Linked DNA regions of Mus musculus: region 1 is linked to region 2. The links are chromatin loops, found by intact Hi-C in ENCODE. Cell type or tissue: left cerebral cortex. All regions are shown on one strand. Links, peaks and the distances in the headings refer to the core of each region. The heading gives the core; the rest is flanking DNA.

Region 1 (6,622 bases), core at 945-5,944, 61 kb after region 2:
GGAATCTGATACCCTCTTCTGGCCTCTTCCTGCGTGTCACCTACACACATGTGACATACAAACAAAGAAATAAATCTTAAGTAGAGCAAACAGCACTCTGGTAGTATATTAAGATTTCAAACATAGCAACTGTTACAGGTCAGATGTGCACATGTCCTTGCTGACTGATGGCACTGTGTCGGTAAAGGGCCTTGAGACAGAACCGTCACTGGGCACCTGCCGTGAGCTGGGCAGGTTCACACCAGGTTTATAGCCCAGTCTTGGCAGATAAGGGCCTTGCCGGTAGGAGGCACGATCTGTGTGAGAGAAAGGGTCCTCACTGGGTTCGGAGGTGTCATACAGAACAAACTGGACAGGTGGCTGGAGTTGCTGTCCCAGAGCCCTGACACATTTGGGTGTTTTCTATGCAGAGAAGGCGCCCATTCAGGGTCCCCACGCCCCAGGAAGAGAAGAAGAATCCAGGTGTCAGGAGTGTCCTCGGGATACTTGGCTGGGAGCCCAGCAGCCAAGTTACCAGGTCCAGGAAGCCTTCCTCCATCCATGGGGCCCAGTCAGGGGGCAGGAAGGAAGCTGTGTAAGAGAGGGTTTCCCCATCCCAAGGCCGATAATCCTCCTGACTCCAATAACCTGATAAGCAAGTTGGCTTGTGAGCTGGCCTGCGGTTCTCTATAGGTGACAAAAGTCATCATGAGGTTGCAAAATCTCTTGCACAATCTAGGCTCCAAGCGGCCATACCTTCCTATTGGGATATGGAGAGTTGGAAGAGCTAGGCTGTCTCGAAGAGGCTGGCAAACTTCACTGGCTTCTGAGAGTAACTGCAGGTCATCAAATGAGTTTGTTTCCCAGTGGCTACCTCTCTGTCCTCTAAGGCCTCCTTAACAGACCTTCTTTCTCCAGGGGGCATTGACCCACACACCCATCATCTTCTCCATGGCAACAGGCTGGGGTGAGGAGCCCTGGGGAAGGCAGGCTCTCAGTGCAGGTCAGGGACCTAACAGCTCTGCTCTGTGAGGGTCCAGCTGAACCAGGACCAGCGGGGCTTCGAGGACTCTGTATACCCCAGAACAAAAAGGGAGTGAGAGACAACCCTAAATCCAGGGCCCCTCTCAGCTTGCTTCCTGGTGTGCTCTCTCAGGAAGAAACAGTTCTCCTCAGGTGAGGCCAGAGGCTCGCCCCCTCCACACCCTGAAAAAAGGGCCTCATATATCCCGAACAAATTAGTGATGGGGGTGGGGGGGGGCAGAATATCTTTAAAAAGGTGGGAAGTTCACTCCCTGGCTGAAGAAACCATGTATAGATATACAGGGCCATGTCTGCTTGCTCAGGTATGGAACCAGTGGGGAGGGGGACTGATAGGAACAGCCAGGGTTTCTGCTTTGGATATGAAAATATTCTCAGGAAATCACATTTTAGAAGTTTAGGATGCCATGGACACTTGAAAGCAGCTCTAAAACAGTGATGTATCCTTTTGTTTAAAACATAGCGTGGAGTCGCCCAAGCTAGCCTCCAGATATGGTGAGGCTAACCTTGAACTTTGGCCCCTTCTATCTCCACTTTCCAAGTGCCGGGTTATAAGCATGCAGTAGCATGCTTGGTTTGTGTGGGGCTCAGGATCAAACCCAGGACTTCATGCATTGCCAGGCAAGCACTCCACCAACGAGCTACATCCCCAGCCCTAGCCGGCGTTCTCTCTAGCACAGTACATGCACTGTCTCAGGTCAGGTGTGGTGGCAAACATCTTTAATCCAGCACCCTGGAAACCAGTCTGATCGACCAAGTTTCAGGCCAGCCATGGCTGCACAGAGAGACTCTGTCTAATTTCTGGCTTCACTCTGTGAACAGGCTCTTCACCGTTCCCAGCCTCTCTCTGGAGTCGGGGGTGGAGGGTGGGCAAGTGTCAGAACTAGGATTCATATGCCTTTTCTTTGATAAGGTCTCAGGCTGACCTCAAACTCAGGGTGGTTCCAACTTCTAGGAATATGGTGCGCACCGCCATACCTGCTTCATGGGCTGTTTCCCCACTGGGGTGGGGGGAGCAGCAGCTCCCTCACTTTGTGCAAGAAAACCTGAAACTGGAGGTTTTCACAAATGAAAAGTCAGTTGAGCATCCTTAGCTCTACCTGAGAAGCTTGCGCTGAAGAAACTGCCTACTTCACAGTGACCATGAAATATACTGCATAGGAAAGCAGGATTCCCCACTTCACAGAGACAGTCAATTTGTGTACACTGAGCCGGGTGTGGTGACGCACGCCTTTAATCCCAGCACTCGGAAGGCAGAGGCAGGCGGATCTCTGAGTTCGAGGCCAGCCTGGTCTACAGAGTGAGTTCCAGGACAGCCAGGGCTATACAGAGAAACCCTGTCTCAAACAAAACAAAACAAAACAAAACAAAACAAAACAAAACAAAACGGAGGAGGAGTGGGAGGAGTGGGAGGAGGAGGAGGAGGAGGAGGAGGAGGAGGAGGAGGAGGAGGAGGAGGAGGAGACAAGGTCCCAGACAAGATCATCACATGGTTTGTGGCAGGAAGGACTTGGTCTCAGGGACCAAAGGCTGCAGGTCCCTGGGGTTGTCCCTGACAGAGCCTGTCTAGAAGCAGGCCAGGAGGCTAGTTTGGCCCACATATCATGTCTAATTTGCATCTACAAAGGTCCAAATTCCCACCCTGCTGGAAGCAGCCAGGACTCAATGCTGGCACACCTGGTCTCAGAGATGGTTTCCTCAATGAGAGAGGAAGGGCCTCAGCTCTCTGCCCCGGAGAGATTCAGCCTGTCTTGCCTTGACCATCACTAAAACTAAAGTTATGCTTGCTGGTGATCAGTGTGAAATGGTTTCTTCTTTCTTTCTTTCTTTCTTTCTTTCTTTCTTTCTTTCTTTCTTTCTTTCTTCCTTCCTTCCTTCCTTCCTTCCTTCCTTTCTTCCTTTCTCTCTTTCTCTCTCTTTCTTCTTCTTCCTCTCCTCCTCCTCCTTCTTCTAGATTATTTAATTTTATTTTCTAAGTATGAGTATTTTGTCTAGATATATGTATATGCACCATGTGTTCCTGGTGCCCTTGAAAGTCAGAAGAAGGCATTAGATCTCCTCATTGGATTTTCAGATGACTGTGAGCCATAATGTGGTGCTGGGACACAAACATGTTTCCTAAACTGAGGAGAGATGGAATCCCACGGCCTCTGATCAGCCTCTTCCCTGGCTCCCTCTGCTTGTTTCTTTTTTAATTTTTATTTTTACACAGTCTCACATGGCCCAGGCTGGCCTCAGACTTCTTATATAGCTGAAGATGCCCTTGAACTCCTGATCCTCCTGTGTCTGTTGCTCAAGTAGGTATATGGCATCATGCCCAGCCCCTGGCCACTTTTTCTAGAAAAAGTGCATTTTCTAGAGTTGTTCCTAACAGAGAGGGTACAGAGAAGCAAGCAGTCTCCTTAGGTCACCCAGCAGTGGAAGGACTCTATGGCTTTTCTCCTTGGGCAAGCAGACTACTTTCTTTAGAGGGGGTAAACTTGCCTGTCCCACAGCTCTTGCCACTTCAGAAATAACACAGGTTGGGGTGGGTGTCAGGTGTGTGTGCAAATATACACGTTCAGGCAATGGGCTCATACATATAAAAACAAACTCATCTAAAATGGTTTTTTTTTTTTTTTTTTTTTTTGCTTAACGCTGATATTGAAAGAGAAACTCTCTTCTTCCCTCTTGTTGAAGACTCGCATGAACTCCCAGAAACAAGGGCCAGCTAAGCCTCCAGAGGCTGCCTGGTTGTACTGTGGTGGTAGCTGTGGACAAGATACCTAAATCCAGTCAGTAACTGCTCCGGGCTTCTCTCCCTGGAAAACCCCTGTGAGGGTGATTGAGCCCTCTGAGGCTGTCAGCAGGGCCTCCCCGCAGAGCACTGGTTCTCTGCCCAGGCAAACCAGGTTTTTCCTGTTCTGCTGTTTTGTTGTCATCCTCATTCCAGTCCCAGCAAGGGCTAATCACTGCAGCACGGTCTGTGCAGAAGCTGCGGAACCTGGTTAACTGGGCTTTGCGGATACCCTCATGCAAGAAGGTCAGACAGGATGCCCCTGCCCCACTGTTTTCTTGTGACAACCACTCAAAAGAAATATCAACAGGCACACCCAACTCAAGCAGCACAACTTCCCACCCGAGAGCGCCGGCCATTTCCATCTTCTAAGTCAGAATTCTCTGTGCTCTTCCTTTTGCAATCCTCTGGGTCTGGGAAAGACCTCTCATAGACAGAGGACTGTAGATAGACATGGTGGATCTGCCGCAAATCCTTGAAGGGGGAGCCCTAAGATGAGCTTGCCGTGTTCATTATTCGCAAACATTCACAGGTTTTATTCCTTCCACGAGCTGTGGAGTCAAGGGTGCGATTAGCAGAGACACAGTCAACATGAATCTAACACACAACAAGGTCACTTTCCAGAAACCCGACCTTAGTACACTATAAGCTTGCTGCGCACTGGTCCAAAGGGTGTTGAAGCGGAATGGGTCCCTGGTAGACCTGAGGGTAAGTGATCAATCAAGTCTCCTGCAGATGTTCCTTCCTAATCCTCAGGAAACAGACTCGACTCGGGAGCACTCTCAAAACACGCATGCGCAGATCAGCAGTTGAGGGGGTGGCTTCTGGACTGATGTGCTATCTTTGGTGGTGGTGGAGGTGGGGTTGGGGGTGTGGGGCTGACTTACACACTTTGAAAACAACCCCCGAAGGGACTGGAGAGATGGCCCCGCAGTTAAGAGCCAGTATTGTTCTTTCAGAGAACCCATGTTTGGTTCCCAGCCTAACAACCATCTGTAACTCCAACTCCTGAAGATGCGGTGACCTCTTCCGGCCTCCTCGGGTACTGCACACATGTGGTGCACAAACAAACACGCATGCCAATAAAACAATCACATCTTTAAAACCAATAAGTAATTTTAAAAGACCCTCTAGACGTTTCATGTGAGACGCTGAGAACCCCTGAGTTTAAACTGAGCACAATTCAGTTGAAAGTCTTCACTGATCAGCCTCATAAGACACAGCATAGAAAAGAGGTGTTACAGAACATTCGAGACTAGTTTCTGCGAGCTTTCTTCTTTTCTTCCTTGTGAAAAGGAGTCTGTGGGAAGAAGCTCTATCTGAGACAGAACCAAACACCACCACATGATGGTGATGTCACCTTGTGTCTCCAGATGTCACCTTGTGTCTCCAGATAAGACAAGGTTGGAGTAATGGCAGGCTGGAGCTGAAGCCATTCTAACCTGCAGGCAGTGACTGACTATTTGTGAAGCTTGCTGGTAAAGGAAACTGAGGCATCAGGACCCCGAGGCTGTGTACTTCCTGGTGGCGCATGCGCTCTGCATAGTGAGAAATAGATGCCCCGGGAACTTGGAGAACACTCCATGAATGTGTACAGTGTGACACCTCCTGGCTCAGGGCAGTGATCTAAAAGCAGAGTCATTCAAGGACAGGTCGTGAACAGCATGGTAAGGCAGTCTCTAGGCTGTGCTCCTTACAGGATGTGGGAACACTGAAGAAATGACCCACACCCTTTTTTTTCTTTTCTTTTTCTTTTTCTTTTTCTTTTTCTTTTTCTTTTTCTTTTTCTTTTTCTTTTTCTTTTTCTTTTTCTTTTTCTGTATTTTACCGGGGAATTCTTTGGCTTATTTGCTCACAAAACGAAGTTTATGCTTTCTTTTTCTTTGATGCTAGGCAGCCAGCACTTCATCCACTAAGCCATCTGCTGATCCTTTCTACTTGCCAGAGTTTGAAGGTAAGGCCCCAATTGCCTAACACACCGTACACATCAGACACTGTACACATCGAGGAATGAAGAAGCTGAGCTGCCCTGGGGGCGTCCTTTTGGAGGGAGGGCTTCCACAGTGTTGGAAGGTGACATGCAAGCTGCCCAGGGAGAAAGGACCATAGCCCTGCCCAGCTGTGAAGCCCGTGAACGACAGACCGGATGGGCAAGCTATTCACAGTGGGGCGCAAGTGGCATTTAAAAAAAAAAGATTTATTTATTTCTATGTGTATTTGTTTCTAAGTTTTGCTTGCATGTTTGTGCTCAATCCGTATGCACAGAATTGGAAAATGGCATCAGACCCCCTGGAACTGGAGTTATAAGTAGTTGGAAATCCAGGTCCTCTGGAAGGTTTGCCCATTGTTCTTAACTGCTGAGCCATCTCTCCAACCCCAATAGTGGAAAGATGGCATTCTATATTTATATATTTATATATTTATTTATATATTTTTATATATTTTTATATTTTTATATTTATATATTTATATATTTATAATCTGGCATCTTGTCTTGGGGATAACCAACTTGGATGTACGGCCACTTAACAGGAGGGAATTTTTACTGTAAATCCATGGCTGGTGCCTGGTACTGTAAACCCAGCTAACTAACTACCCATGTGGTACCTGGCACTGTAAACCCAGCTAACTACCCATGGCTGGTGAGCTCACTGACCCTAGAGGAGGACCACTTTCCTAAACTAGTATACTTTCTGACTGTATTCTAACTATCTGTCCTTATGCCCAGAGACACATGGAGCTGCCATCACCCAAGAAGGTTTTTTTGCAACAGATGGAGACTATTAGAGACCCTAACTGACTCATCTGTAATACAAGCCCACACAT
Region 2 (6,622 bases), core at 846-5,845:
GAAGGTGCTGAGGCCAAACCTCTCTTCCTCTGTAACCTAAAGCAATCTCCCAGTGACCTGCACTCTGAATCTCTGTATCCAAAACATTTCTCAAATTTAGACCATGAGGGAGAGGGGCTGACACCGTCCAGGTAGTTTGGGGAAGTAGGCTGGGTTTATTATGTTCCTGGTGCTGAGAAGGATCAACGGCCCCTTTCCTAATGATGCTGCCCATAGGCAGGGACCTTGGTCTACATAAGACTTGGCAGCAGCCAGATTTTATGTACAGTCTGCCTTACTTCTAAGCTGCTGCCGCAGCCTCTTCCCTGTCCCTCCCCTCCCCCTCCCCCTCCCCTCTTCCTCCTCCTCCCCTGATTAAACTCAGAATAAATTTGCACCTGAGAGCAGGAGAGGCACCTGCGCGTGCTGAAGCCATGTGCTGTCAAACCTCCAACTGCATTCCTGACCCAAGTTCTCCTCCCAGAACACAACAGAGATGAACAATCCTACGCACCTGAACCTGTTGCCTGGTTACTGTCAACAAGCAGAGAGGAGCGAGCCAGTTCTGGCCAGGGCTGACACCAGGTCTCCTCCTACCCCTGCAGCAACTTCCCCAGTGAGCAGAAGCCATGCACGGGTGTTGACTGAAATAACGAGACTTCGAAGTAGATACACGCAGTCCTCCTGTGAGAAATTAGAACAATGTTGGACTTGTTGTGTTTTACAAGCAGGTTTGAAAACCGGCTTTGGAGAAGGAATAACTGTTTTCGGGGCTCAGAGTCTCTAGTTCTAACCTTGCCTGCCAGGGTCAGCCTTGCACATTCTAAATGGACACACACCACCACCACCAACAACAACAACAACAGCAACAGCAACAAAACAAAAACAAAGACACAAAGGGCTGGAGAGGTTGCTCAGTGGTTAGGTCCCCTGGCTGCTCGGCTAGAGGACCTGGGTTCCAGCAGCAGCAGCACTCACAAGCCAATCCTCAGCCACCTATAACTCCAGTCCTAGGAGGGAGTCTTCTGGCCTCTGTGGGCGGTACATGCACAAGGTACTACACAGACATACATTCTGACAAAATATCCATATATGTATAATAAAAATTAGGATTTTGTTTTTTAAACCCAGGGAGTTTTAGCTGTATTGGCCAACTACCCCTGGCCCTGGGGTCTGCCCTGGAGGGTGAAGGTTAATACACTCAGTGGTGCGCCACTAGAGAAACCAGATCTTCTCTTAGCCAGAGGCTATGGATTGCCAAGAGCTTCTTGGTTAGGGGGTAGGACCAGGCTTCCATTCACTCCTCTCAGTGCTAGGACTGTCTTATTTATTTACTTATTTGTTTGTTTATATTTATTTATCTATCGGTTTTGGAGACAGGGTTTCTCTGTGTGGCCCTGGCTATCTAGGAACCCATTCTGTAAACTAGGCTGGCCTCAACCTCTGCCTGCCTCTGCCTCCAAGTGCTTCCGTTTTCATATTTTTGAACTATTTTACATGATAGGTCCGTGCTTTATCTGTGAGCTTCCGCCTCAGGCCTCTTTTTACTTATGACTTTGAGACAGGGTCTCACTGGCCAGGTTGACCTTGAAACCATCTAGGTAGTCCAAGCAGGCCTTGAGTGTTTGATCCTCTTGCACTCTAGTGCCTGAGTAGCTGGGGTTACAAACTCACACCACCAGGCCTGGCTGGAATAGTGTCTTAAAAACCGGGAAACTCCCGCCACACCAGTATTGCTTTTTTTTTTTTCCTTCTTCTTCTTCCTTTAACAAATGGTAGACAAACCGAACAGCAAGGGCATCCGTGCCACATGGCCTGACCTCAAAGGAAGGAAAAGTAAACTTGCCTCAGACTGATGAAATTCCTTTACTTCCTTTAGACCCTCACCTGTGAGTCCTGCCTGGCCTCTGTGGGTAGGAACTTCTGCAGACGTCCTCTAAGGCTTTGATCTCCATGACAATGTAGGATTTGAAGCAAAGGAAGCCCACTAAGGCTTTGACTGTTTATTTTTATCTCAGTGCAAATGGAAGTCCTGACAGCTGCCTTTCTGTGGGAAAAGATCTCTAGCTGGGGTGGAGTGGGGTGGGGGGTGGAGCTTCCACGGTCTTACAGGGTGGAGGCTAGCCACCACAGAAGCCTGAGTTAGAGACAGAGTTGCACATCTGCATTCACACTGTCACATCAGGGCTGGCCACTGTGCATTTCTACCATGCTTGCCCCTTCTAGGTCTCCTGCTCCTCTCTTCTCCAGCCCAGCTGCACCAGCATGGGTTGTCTCATTCCTGCGCGCTCCTGTCTGGGACTAAAACAAGTTAGGAATAATTGCCTAAAACAATTGACCCAAGCCAGTCTGCCCATGGGGGATGGGGTGGGGCAGGTTGGACCACCTGGTTGAACTTGCACAAAAGCTCCTTTGAGGGAGGAAGTTTAGTTTCACCCAGGAGGATTCATGAACTATCCAGTCTCATCTGCCTTGACAACATCCCTTTCCCACAGAGGAGCTTCAGTCCATAGCCAGTCCGGGACCATTGTGGGGCCATCTTGTCATCTCTTGAGGCCAGCCTACACTAAGTTGCTACAAGGTACAAGATATTATTTTTGCCTTCTGCTTTAAAAGGAAAAACAAAAGACTGAGGTGTAGTTTCGTGGTAAACTATGTGTTTATCATCTTTGCAAGAGGCCCTGAGGTCATCCCCAGCCCTGAGCTCACAAACACCAAGACAGGGCTAGGCACAGTGTCGGACGATTGCAATCCTAGCACTCAGGAGGTCAAGGCTGGCTGTGACCCAATGGTGAGACCTTGTCTCCAAAACAGTGATGTAAAGCTTTGACAGTTTAAAAGTGTTAAGCTTAGATAAATGTTTGACAATGAGGAGAAAACTGAAGCATGGAAGGATCCACAAGTTCACTTGCCGCCTCCAAGAAGCCAGACCCTTTCATTGTTGGACATCTTCCTTCTTGTCTGTCCACACACAATCCTGCTGAGCTGTGGTGTTGTTGACTTAAGCTATATGGAGCCGTGCATGGAAAGAAAGCCTGTTGGCTCACTTTAGTAAGTCAACAGTGTTCCTGAGCTGCAGGTAAACAGAAGGTAACTCCTAGGGAATTCCCAGGGAGGGCCAAGTCAGCCGGCCTCAGCACCGCCCAGATTTTTTCAAAGGGTTCTGTGACAGCCCAGAAATGCTTGAGCCTGACTCCTGCCACTAGGTGTCACACTAAACAATACCGAAGTTGATGCCAAGGCCTGAAGCTGTCGGGACAGCCCAAGGAGGCATAAATATACATACTCCTTCATTTTATACCTGCAGCCCCAAGTCACCTTCTGCAGTATCCTTTATAGATGGGGCTTTGAGTCCATACTGTGGCTTTTTTTTTTACAAACTTTAACTTCATATATATATATTCATTACAATAGGGTACATTGCTTAAATTTTATATTACTTAATTTTTTATGTATATGAATGTTTCGCCTGCATGTATGTATGTGTTCCACCCTCATGCTTGGTGCCTGGCGGTGCTGAATCTCCCGGGACTGGAGTTGCAGGACACCACGTAGGTGCTGGGAATCAAACTCAGGTTTTCTGGAATAGCAGCTAGTGCTGTTAACTGCTGAGCCATTCCTTCAGCCCTGCTCTGCAGTTTTAAAGAACTATCTCCAGATGAGAAACTACCTATCCTCTGCTTTATCTCCCAAGCGGAAGACAGATTTGGGGGCTGGGGAGCTGTTCAAGACTGGGTCTTATGTTGCCCATATTGACCTCAAACTAGGCTAAATACTTTTAGTGTATTCCAAATTATACTACATTTTGGTCTCATTTTTGCAAGGTGTTTCCAAGGGTTAACATATACTTTACCAAAATGATTAATATATTGTAGTAGAAATTAGACGAACTGACATTAGGGGGCCTGGGTACATCTCTAAGTATTTTGTTTTCTTCTTTAGGAAAATGGGAACCGCACCTAGCTTACAATATTACTTCTGAGAACTAACCATAATGCATACGAAGCTGGGTTCCTCCAAAAATTTATACTGTGATATTTCCAAAAGTCCACACTCATACTTCCAAGCAGAGACGTGTATTTCTAGACAAATGATGCCCATCTGATATCACAAAGTACCTTAAATATTCCAGGACTGACGTGCAATTCCAGCTCTCAGGGGGAAGCTGAGGCAGAGGTCCTACTAACAGTTCAATGTCAACAGGGACAACACAGTGAAATCCAGACCAGCCGGGCCTACAACGTAAACCCTGTCTCAAACCACCCCACCAGCACAGATCCAATCTTATTATTATAAAAGCAAGTATACCATAAAAAAAAAAGGTTAAGTGACTTCTCCAACTAATGTATTTAATGAAAGGCAGAGCGTGGAATTGAGATGTCCTGCTCATGATCAATCTCACTATGTCCCACTCAATTACACTTGCAGATCCAACTTGCCACTGAGAGGAAAAGGAGAATTCGCTGAGGAAGTTTTAACTTTAACCTGGCCCTTACTGTCTGGAGGCTTTTTGGTTTTTCCTGGATTTTGAATCTTTTCCCTCAGTGTCTTCACATGCATACTCAGGGGGAGGCGCTGGAATTCCAAAGAGAGGAAAGCTGACATAAGGCTCATTAAGAAAAAGATCATTCACATCTCACCAGAAATCTATGCAGAACTAGAGAGGCCTCCTGGATCTGGTCTGACAAACTCTGATCCACGTTGCTTTAATTTTCCCTAAGTAGGGGTGGGGTGGAAGTAACATTTGTACTTTTGCCGGTTAAACTAGAGGCTCACAGGCCCAAATCCCTTTCTTGGGGGAGCAGCTACCCATAATGCCGCGGTCCCTTGGGAGCAAGGAAGCTGATAGAAGCAGCAGGTTTCAGATGGGGTCTGTGTTAGGACTATCTTGAGCCTCCTGCAGGATACCTCACAGTTACTTTTTTAGCTATGTTTGAGAGGCCAGCCTTGGCTAGGGCACTAAGTCAATTGCTCTGCTAGGCATTCACAATAAGCTCCGGCTTCATTCTCTGCAACAAGTTAACTCCGACAGCAAGAACGCAACAGTTGCGGTTGCAAGGAAACTACAACTTCTACTAAGATTAACAGCTTGCATTACTTGGGGAAAAATGTGGTTCCCATACGGAGCTAGGATTTGCCCCTCCCCCGGGGGGGGGGGCAAGATTATTGACCCCTAGGAAATAATCTAGGGGTTCTCCAAGCTCTTGGTTTTTGTTGGTGGTGGTGGTGGTTTTGTTTGTTTTAATGCCAAAGTTTTTACAGCTTCATGGAGTAGGAGTGAAGGACAGCCAAATGTCCCTGCATTGCAAAGGGCCTGGAACAGACAAAACACAGCCGGCCCCGGAACCACTCATATGTCCGTCGTCGCAGAAATTTAGGAGAAGCGAATCCCTGCACCTAGCCAGCGTTTCCACTCTTGGGTTTTCAAAAAGATCAAAAACCGGAAAAGACCTGCAAACTGGCAAATCGCTAAGAGGAACAGCCTAGCAGGTCTGCGTCCTTGGAAGCTGCGCAGCTTGGGACCCCAAACCAAAATCGCCCGGTGGGAAACCCCAGGGAAAGAAGGGTTCTTGCAGAGGGCTGGGGTTACTGAGTGCAGGCTGCAGGGAAGTACCTAGAGGGAGGGGGCCTGGTCGGGAGGACTTTCCAGCCACTCAGGGCTCATCAAAAAGTTCCCTGTGCATGACCCCAGTGGCTCATCGCAGGGAGTTTCTCCGATGAACCCCGGCCCTGGGTTTAGGCTTCTCAGTGGAGGACGAGCCAGTTCTTTTTCTAGTCTGACTGGCTTGGAAATTCCCCGCGCCTGACCCCGCCCCTGAGAAATCCCCTGCCAGCGTTTATAGGGCGCCGCGGCGGCGCTGCCGAGCCCACAACAGTCAGACCTCGCCAGCCAGCCGCCAGCAGCCTGCAGCCTGCACCCGCTCAGCCCCGCACAGCCATGTTTCAGCCAGCTGGGCACGGCCAGGACTGGGCCATGGAGGGCCCGCGGGATGGCCTCAAGAAGGAGCGCTTGGTGGACGATCGCCACGACAGCGGCCTGGACTCCATGAAGGACGAGGAGTACGAGCAAATGGTGAAGGAGCTGCGGGAGATCCGCCTGCAGCCGCAGGAGGCGCCGCTGGCCGCCGAGCCCTGGAAGCAGCAGCTCACGGAGGACGGAGACTCGTAAGTGGCGCCGGGCACCGGTGGGGGTCGCGCGGGGCCTGCAGCGCGCTCGGGGTTCTGCACGGCGAGGGCGCCGGGGTTGCGGGGCGCCGGGGCTGCGGCGGGCCGCCTGTCTTCCCCCCTCCCCCTCCTCCCCTGTCCCCGGACCCGGAGTCGCCGAGCGCAGGCCGGGGGGGGCGGGGCGGCAGCGGCGGCGAGGACGCAAAGTCCCGGCCTGGCAGCGGTGGCGCGCAGCCGCCGGGCGCCGCGCGGCCGCGAGGGGAAGTACAGGGCGTTCCGGGCGGCGGAGGGCGGGCCGGTCTGGCCGGCGCCCGCCCGGAGGGGGTGGGGCACGGAAAGTCCCTGGGCGGCTGCCAGGAACACTCAGCTCATAATAACCTCGCGGAAAACACCGCGGCCGCGGCCTCCAGAAACCCCGGCCTTGCGCAATCCCCCCTCCAACCCCACCTCCAGCCCGCGCCTCCCCCCCCCCCACGCA

The links. Hi-C counts contacts between places; a loop is a spot of excess contacts. Peaks named below come from ENCODE experiments on the same cell type or tissue, not always from the same donor. Only the 100,000 strongest peaks of a DNase experiment are listed, where the experiment ranks them.
Region 1: it touches region 2 in a loop (3-fold over the local background); 24 of 42 quality-filtered maps call a loop at or near these places.

The regions. Positions count from the first base shown.
Region 1 is chr12:55,431,284-55,437,905 of GRCm38, reverse strand. Gm36571 (a long non-coding RNA gene) reads left to right here and starts at 5,310. Exons shown (of 3, transcript XR_381607.3): 1 at 5,310-5,463; 2 at 5,690-5,750. In left cerebral cortex, for the core only: a CTCF peak has its summit at 4,833 (motif pointing left); a DNase peak (open chromatin) is centred at 3,885.
Region 2 is chr12:55,491,822-55,498,443 of GRCm38, reverse strand. Nfkbia (nuclear factor of kappa light polypeptide gene enhancer in B cells inhibitor, alpha) reads left to right here and starts at 5,797. Exons shown (of 6, transcript NM_010907.2): 1 at 5,797-6,144. The coding sequence starts at 5,918. Gm36634 (a long non-coding RNA gene) reads right to left here and starts at 5,149. Exons shown (of 3, transcript XR_381610.3): 1 at 4,098-5,149; 2 at 494-663. In left cerebral cortex, for the core only: a CTCF peak has its summit at 3,190 (motif pointing right); a DNase peak (open chromatin) is centred at 3,172; H3K4me3 peaks cover 898 bases; H3K27ac peaks cover 2,161 bases.